Linked DNA regions of Homo sapiens: region 2 is linked to region 1. A link is a loop called in an ENCODE intact Hi-C map of the cell type or tissue named here. Cell type or tissue: gastrocnemius medialis. All regions are shown on one strand. Each heading gives the region's core, and the rest is flanking DNA. Links, peaks and the distances in the headings are about the cores only. Region 1 has its middle 24 kb from the start of IL16. Region 2 overlaps MESD (mesoderm development LRP chaperone).

The links. Peaks named below come from ENCODE experiments on the same cell type or tissue, not always from the same donor. Only the 100,000 strongest peaks of a DNase experiment are listed, where the experiment ranks them.
Region 2: a loop joins it to region 1, with 5 times the contacts of the local background. A loop is called at or near these places in 2 of 110 quality-filtered maps.

Annotation. Positions count from the first base shown.
Region 1 is chr15:81,171,235-81,174,153 of GRCh38, forward strand. No RefSeq gene overlaps it. Among named protein-coding and RNA genes, the nearest start is that of IL16, 24 kb to the right of the region's middle. In gastrocnemius medialis, for the core only: no CTCF peak of the experiment used is centred there; no DNase peak of the experiment used is centred there.
Region 2 is chr15:80,983,469-80,986,387 of GRCh38, forward strand. The region is part of intron 1 of MESD (mesoderm development LRP chaperone); the gene reads right to left. Among named protein-coding and RNA genes, the nearest start is that of MESD, 4.9 kb to the right of the region's middle. RefSeq lists enhancers at 231-765, 1,600-1,799. In gastrocnemius medialis, for the core only: no CTCF peak of the experiment used is centred there; a DNase peak (open chromatin) is centred at 1,537.

The DNA.
Region 1 (2,919 bases), core at 121-2,620:
ATTTTTTTTGGTATTGTTGTTATTTTTGTTTTCTTCTGTCTCTGCTGCTTGAATCAGAACTTAGTCCATTTTTCTTACTGTGCTTTCTATATTGTTTTAAATCAGAACCTTTGACTTCAACTACTTTCTATACACCAGTGATGTTCATATTTCTATCCCCATCCCAGATCTCTCTCCTGACCTCCAGTTCCTGCATCCATATGCCCATCAGACATCTCTACTCTCTGTAGCCCACAGATGCTCCAAACCATATGTCCAAACTGAGCTCATCATCTTTCTCATCATTCCAGTTTTTTTCCCTGCATTCATTATTTTAGTAACTAGAAGTATCAGTCACCAATGCCATTATTTAATTAGTTTAGGCAATTTTGAGTCTTCACTCAATGCCTGACACTGTATGCCAGACACTGAGTTAGATCAGGGAACACAAAGATGAATAAGAGCTAGTATTTGGCCTCAATGTGTTCACAACCCAGTGGAGAAGATGGACATGTCAACAAATAATTACAGAGAAAGCCCAGCATTAGAAATATGCAGAGAATCTTAGTAGCGTGGGAAAGGGGCATGAATTATATCAGTGGTGGGGAGCATTCAAAGGAGAATTTTAGAAGGGTGATCCCTGAGCTGGCAATCAAAGGGTGAGAAAGGTAAAGGAAGAGAGGGGACAGATGCACAAAAGCATGGAGGTGACAGACAGCAGTGAAAGCAGACAATTAGCACAATTTCGGCTTTGCTGGAGCCTGGCATTTGAAGCAAGTAGACAGGGCTTAGTTATATAAAGGCTTACATGCCTTATTCAGAAGGTTTGGGATTTTTTTCAGATAGTTTATATAGTCTCTCAGTCGAGTGTTCAATGGCAAATATAAAGGTCAGACTTCTTCCCCTCCTCCTCTTCCTCTTCCTTCTTCTTCTTTCTTGAGAGAGGGTCTCCCTATGTTGCCCAGGCTGGTCTTGAATTCCTGGTCTCAAGCAATCTTCCTACCCCAGTCTCCTCTCTTAAAGTGTTGGGATGCAGGTGTGAGCCACTGTGCCTGGCCAAAAGGTCAGATTTCTATGGTTATGAGAGAGGATGAATTTGAGAGAGTAAGAATGGATAAAGGTAGAGAAATTAGGAGACTCTTGGGTTATTCTGGCTGAATAGTATGAAAGCCTAAGCCAGGAAGTGGCAGAGAAGTCAGTGGGTCTGAGAGATGTTTAGAATATATAACTGTGAGGGGCCAGGAACAGTGGCTCACGTCTAATCCCAGCACTTTGGGAAGTTGAGGTGGGCAGATTGCTTGAGGCCAGGAGTTCAAGACCAGCCTGGCCAACATGGCAAAACCACATCTCTACTAAAAATACAAGAAAAATTAACCAATCATGGTGGTGTGCACCTGTAATCCCAGCTACTACTGAGGCTGAGGCACCAGAATCGCTTGAACCCAGGAGGCAAAGGTTGCAGTGAGTCGAGCTCGAGCCCCTGCACTCCAGCCTGAGCAACAGCACAAGACTCTGTCTCAAATAATAATAAAAAAAGAAACAAAGAAAATATAACTGTCAGGAATTGAGCTGAAAGTTGAGATAAGGAAAAAAAAAAGGAGTCAGGGATAGATTGTAGCTATCTGGGTTGGGTAATGTGGAATATAGTAATGGTGCTAGCAGAGAAAACACAAGGCGCTCAGAAATATTCTTGATATATTAGACTGTGGTTCCTTGAACTCATCCTCCTATTTCCTGTCCTTGTACCATGGTGCATACTGGTGCCTGTGACTCAAACATGCCCATCACCCTTTTCCAGCTGGCCATCTCACCCGAGGTTCAGAGTCAATTCATTCGTCTATCCAGCATTTATCTGACCTAACTCAGCAGGGTCTGTGCCTTCTTCTGTGCTCCCACATCTCCCAGGGCTAAGCTTTATCCCCCAAATCACCCCACTGTAATGTACTTGCCTCTGTCCCCTCTGTCAGTCTCCAATAGAGAGGTTTTGAGGACAGAAGCCCAGCAGCCATTCAGTTGCTCTTTGCTGACTACTGAATGCATCTTGGGAAGAAATGAAGTTTGTTCTTTTTAGTTACAGAATTGAAATCTAATGCATCAGAGAAATGAGGACAACATAGATGGCATCTGAGCTTTGATTTTTCTTTCTTTCTTCTTATTATTTTTGGAGATGGGGCTCGCTCTGTCACCCAGGCTGGATTGCAGTGGCACAATCACAGCTCACCACAGCCTCGACCTCCTGGGCTCAAGTAATCCTCCCACTTCAGCCTCCAGAGTAGCTGGGATTACTGGTGCATGCCAACATGACCAATTAATTTTTTTTTCAGAGATGGGGGTCTCACTATGTTGCCCAGGCTGGTCTTGAACTCCTGGACTCAAATAATCTGGCCACCTTGGCCTCCTGAGCTTTGATTTTGTGACAGTTGTAACCAGTATGATCTCAGGGAAAGAGGAAAGATACAGGCAACATGTTCTATGACCATCTAACAATGTGATTTGGGGCTATAACAACTTCTCTGGCTATTAGGTGAGTGGGAAGTTTCACTTGTGTGAGTGAATGGCCAATACCCTGGAAGCAAAGCATCTGGGCTCAGGCCTTTCAGGGACCAGGGTGGGAGGAGGATGGCTGATGGAAAGCAGTAGCACTGGTGAAAACAGTAAGGTGACAACAGGAGGCTCCAAGGAGGAGAGCTCAGTCACAGGGCTCTAGGTGGGCCTTTCCATTGATTCCTTAACAGTGCAGGATGGGTGTCAGCTGCAAATGAGATTCTTGTAAAGGGCAAGGACAGGAACAGGCTAAGGTTTCAGGGGCAGAGGAAGAAGGAGCAGCAGAGGGAGGAGGAAAGATGAAAAAATGCCTCTAGAGAAACAGTGGAGCTGTTGGAGCAGAAATGGTGGAGGCACAGAGAGAGCAACCTGAGTAGGAATTCCTAGCCTGCAGTG
Region 2 (2,919 bases), core at 107-2,606, 190 kb before region 1:
GTTCTTAACTTCTGGGAAGTAAGTTACAAACATGAAAGGGGGAAGAATGAGCCCTGTGGTATTAGGCTGGAATTGAAGGTATCAGGAGAAACTCATGGTTTTTCATAGATTAACAGATGAGTAAACAGATTAATGGATAAAAATATTTAAAAGAGCGTGGGTTCCTTGGAGAACAGGCTTATAGCAAGAGAGACAGAAGATGAGCCTAGAATAATCCCGCATCACAAAGTAGTAAAGTGCTCAAAGAATCGTGAACATGTCAAAATGCCATGGAAGCCAACTTGAAGCAGCTCTCATGGGCCAAAGTTGAAATAATCTCAACATCAAAATAAATAATAGTATGACTTACAACCCCTCAAACAAAATGAGATGTTGAACCCATAATGATCAAAACAAATGAATAAATTACTAATAGAAAACAGTAACTTTTTTTTTTTTTTTTTTTTTTTTTGAGATGGAGTCTCACTCTGTCACCAGGCTGGAGTGCAGTGGCACGATCTCGGCTCACTGCAACCTCTGCCTCCTGGGTTCAGGCGATTCTCCTGCCTCAGCCTCCCGAGTAGCTGGGATTATAGGCACGCACCACCACATCCAGCTAATTTTTGTATTTTTAGTAGAGACGGGGTTTTGCCATGTTGCCCAGGATGGTCTCGATCTCCTGACCTCGTGATCTGCCCACCTCGGCCTCCCAAAGTGCTGGGATTACAGGCATTAGCCACCATGCCTAATAAATAGCATATAGACTGACAAATAAAAAATCTTTAATAGAACCAGGTTCCTTGGAGAAAAGGCTAATGCCAGCAACCAAAAAAAATGAAGTACTGGCTGGGTATGGTGGCTCACAACTATAACCTCAGCACTTTAGGAGGTCGAAGCTGGAGATCACCTGAGCACAGGAGTTAAAGACCAGCCTGAGCAACATATCATGACCCTATCTCTACCAAAAAGAAAAAGAAAAAAGAAAAAAGAAATGAAGTACTGATTGATACATGAAAATATTATGCTAAGTGAAAGAAGCCAGATATGAAAGACTACACATTCTATGATTCCATTTATAGGAAATGTCCAGAATGGATAAATCTGTTGAGACAGAAGGTAGATAAGCGATTGCCCGGGGCTGGCTAGGGAGTTGGGAGAACACAGGGGAGGAGTGGTTGAAGGTTTCTTTTGGGGATGATAAAAATGTTCTAAAATTGAGTTTGGTGATGACTGTACAATTCTCTGAAGATACTAAAACTAAAATGTACACTTTACATGGGTAAATTGCCTATGGCATGTGAATTGAATCTCAATAAACCTGTTACCAAAACAAAAAACAAAAAAAAGCCCCTAAGTCACTCTTACTGAACAATATCTGAAGGGCCAAGGCTTAAGATACCATTAATAATGTACTATATTAAAAATAATTTTAGTAAAAAGTAAAAACGAAAGAATTCTACGCAGTGCTTGAAGGTGATCCATACCGACGTCAGACCTGGAATCTGGTTTCAGTTTTGCATAACTAGCTGTGTGACCCTGCCTAAGAATCCTTACGCCTCGAGGCCTGTTTCCTCATTTACAAAATGAAAAGCAGAACGAAGTGATCTCCAAGGCCCCAGTAACATGACCACACATAACACACTAACCTTCTTTTCCACTCTGCCACCCTCTCAACTGACATGTTTCTTCCTCACTTTGCTTTCAAAGAGCCACTGATGGTGACTTGCAGACAGGAGCATGGGCTGTGCTGTCAGACGGATGCGCTCCATCACTATGTGGCCTTGGGCAAGTTACTTAGCCCATCTGAAAATAACTTTCCTTACCTATAATGGAAAGCTGAGGGTAATAACAGCTTCTCCCTCCTAAGGTTTGTTTGGGGATGTAATGACTTAAAGGCAAGCAGAACTCAGTACTGTATCTGTTGGCTATGACACTGCTGACTCTTTAGGCCTCTGTGATCTGGCCTCCAACCACAATCACTGCATGGAAATTATACTCTCAAGTCACAAAGGACCTCCTAGTTGCCAAATTCACAAGTTGTTTCTGTCTTTATCTTAATTCTCCATAACATCGGTTATAGTCTCTTTAAAACACTTCAAGACTTCCAGTTGGTTCAATACCCTAGAATATTTGTATTTTTCAGATTGATTTCACTAATAATCATGAAATTAACTCAGTAGGTCCCAAGCAGCTTTTTTTTTTTTTTTTTTTTTTTTTAGATGGGGTCTTACTCTATTACCCAGTTTGGAATGCAATGGTGCTGGTGCAATCTTGGCTCATTGCAACTTCTGCCTGCCAGGCTCAAGTGATCTTCCTATCCCAGCCTCCAGAGTAGCTGGGACCACAAGTGCATGCCACCACACCTGGGTAATTTATTTTTGTATTTCTGGTAAAGACGGGTTTCACCATGTTGCCCAGGCTGGTCTCGAACTCCTGAGCTCGAAGGATTCACCCGCCTCAGTCTTCCAAAGTGCTGGGGTTACAGGCATGAGCCACTAAGCCCAGTCCAGCACTTCTTTGTTAATGCAAATATAATTAAATAGTCGTAAGTCTAGTGCATATAATACAGGTAAAAATTGTTTCAAGAGACTTAAAAAAAAAAGCAGCTTTAATTTCCATTGTATATGTGTGTGTGTGTTTCAGTTACAGAAAAGAAAATTGCAAAATAGTACCCTAATGAGCCTGGAGGACATTATGTTAAGTGCAATAAGCCAGACACAGAAAGACAAATACCGCGCATTCTCCTTCGTATGCGGACCTAAAATAGTTGTGTTCACATAAGTGGAGATTAGAATTGTGGTTACTAGAGGCTGGGAAGTGGAGGGGAGATAGGGAGAGAGGATGGTGAATGGATACAAAATTACATTAGATAGGAAGAATAAATTCTAGTGCTCTATAGCATTGTAGGATGACTATAGTTAACAATAATTTATTGCATAT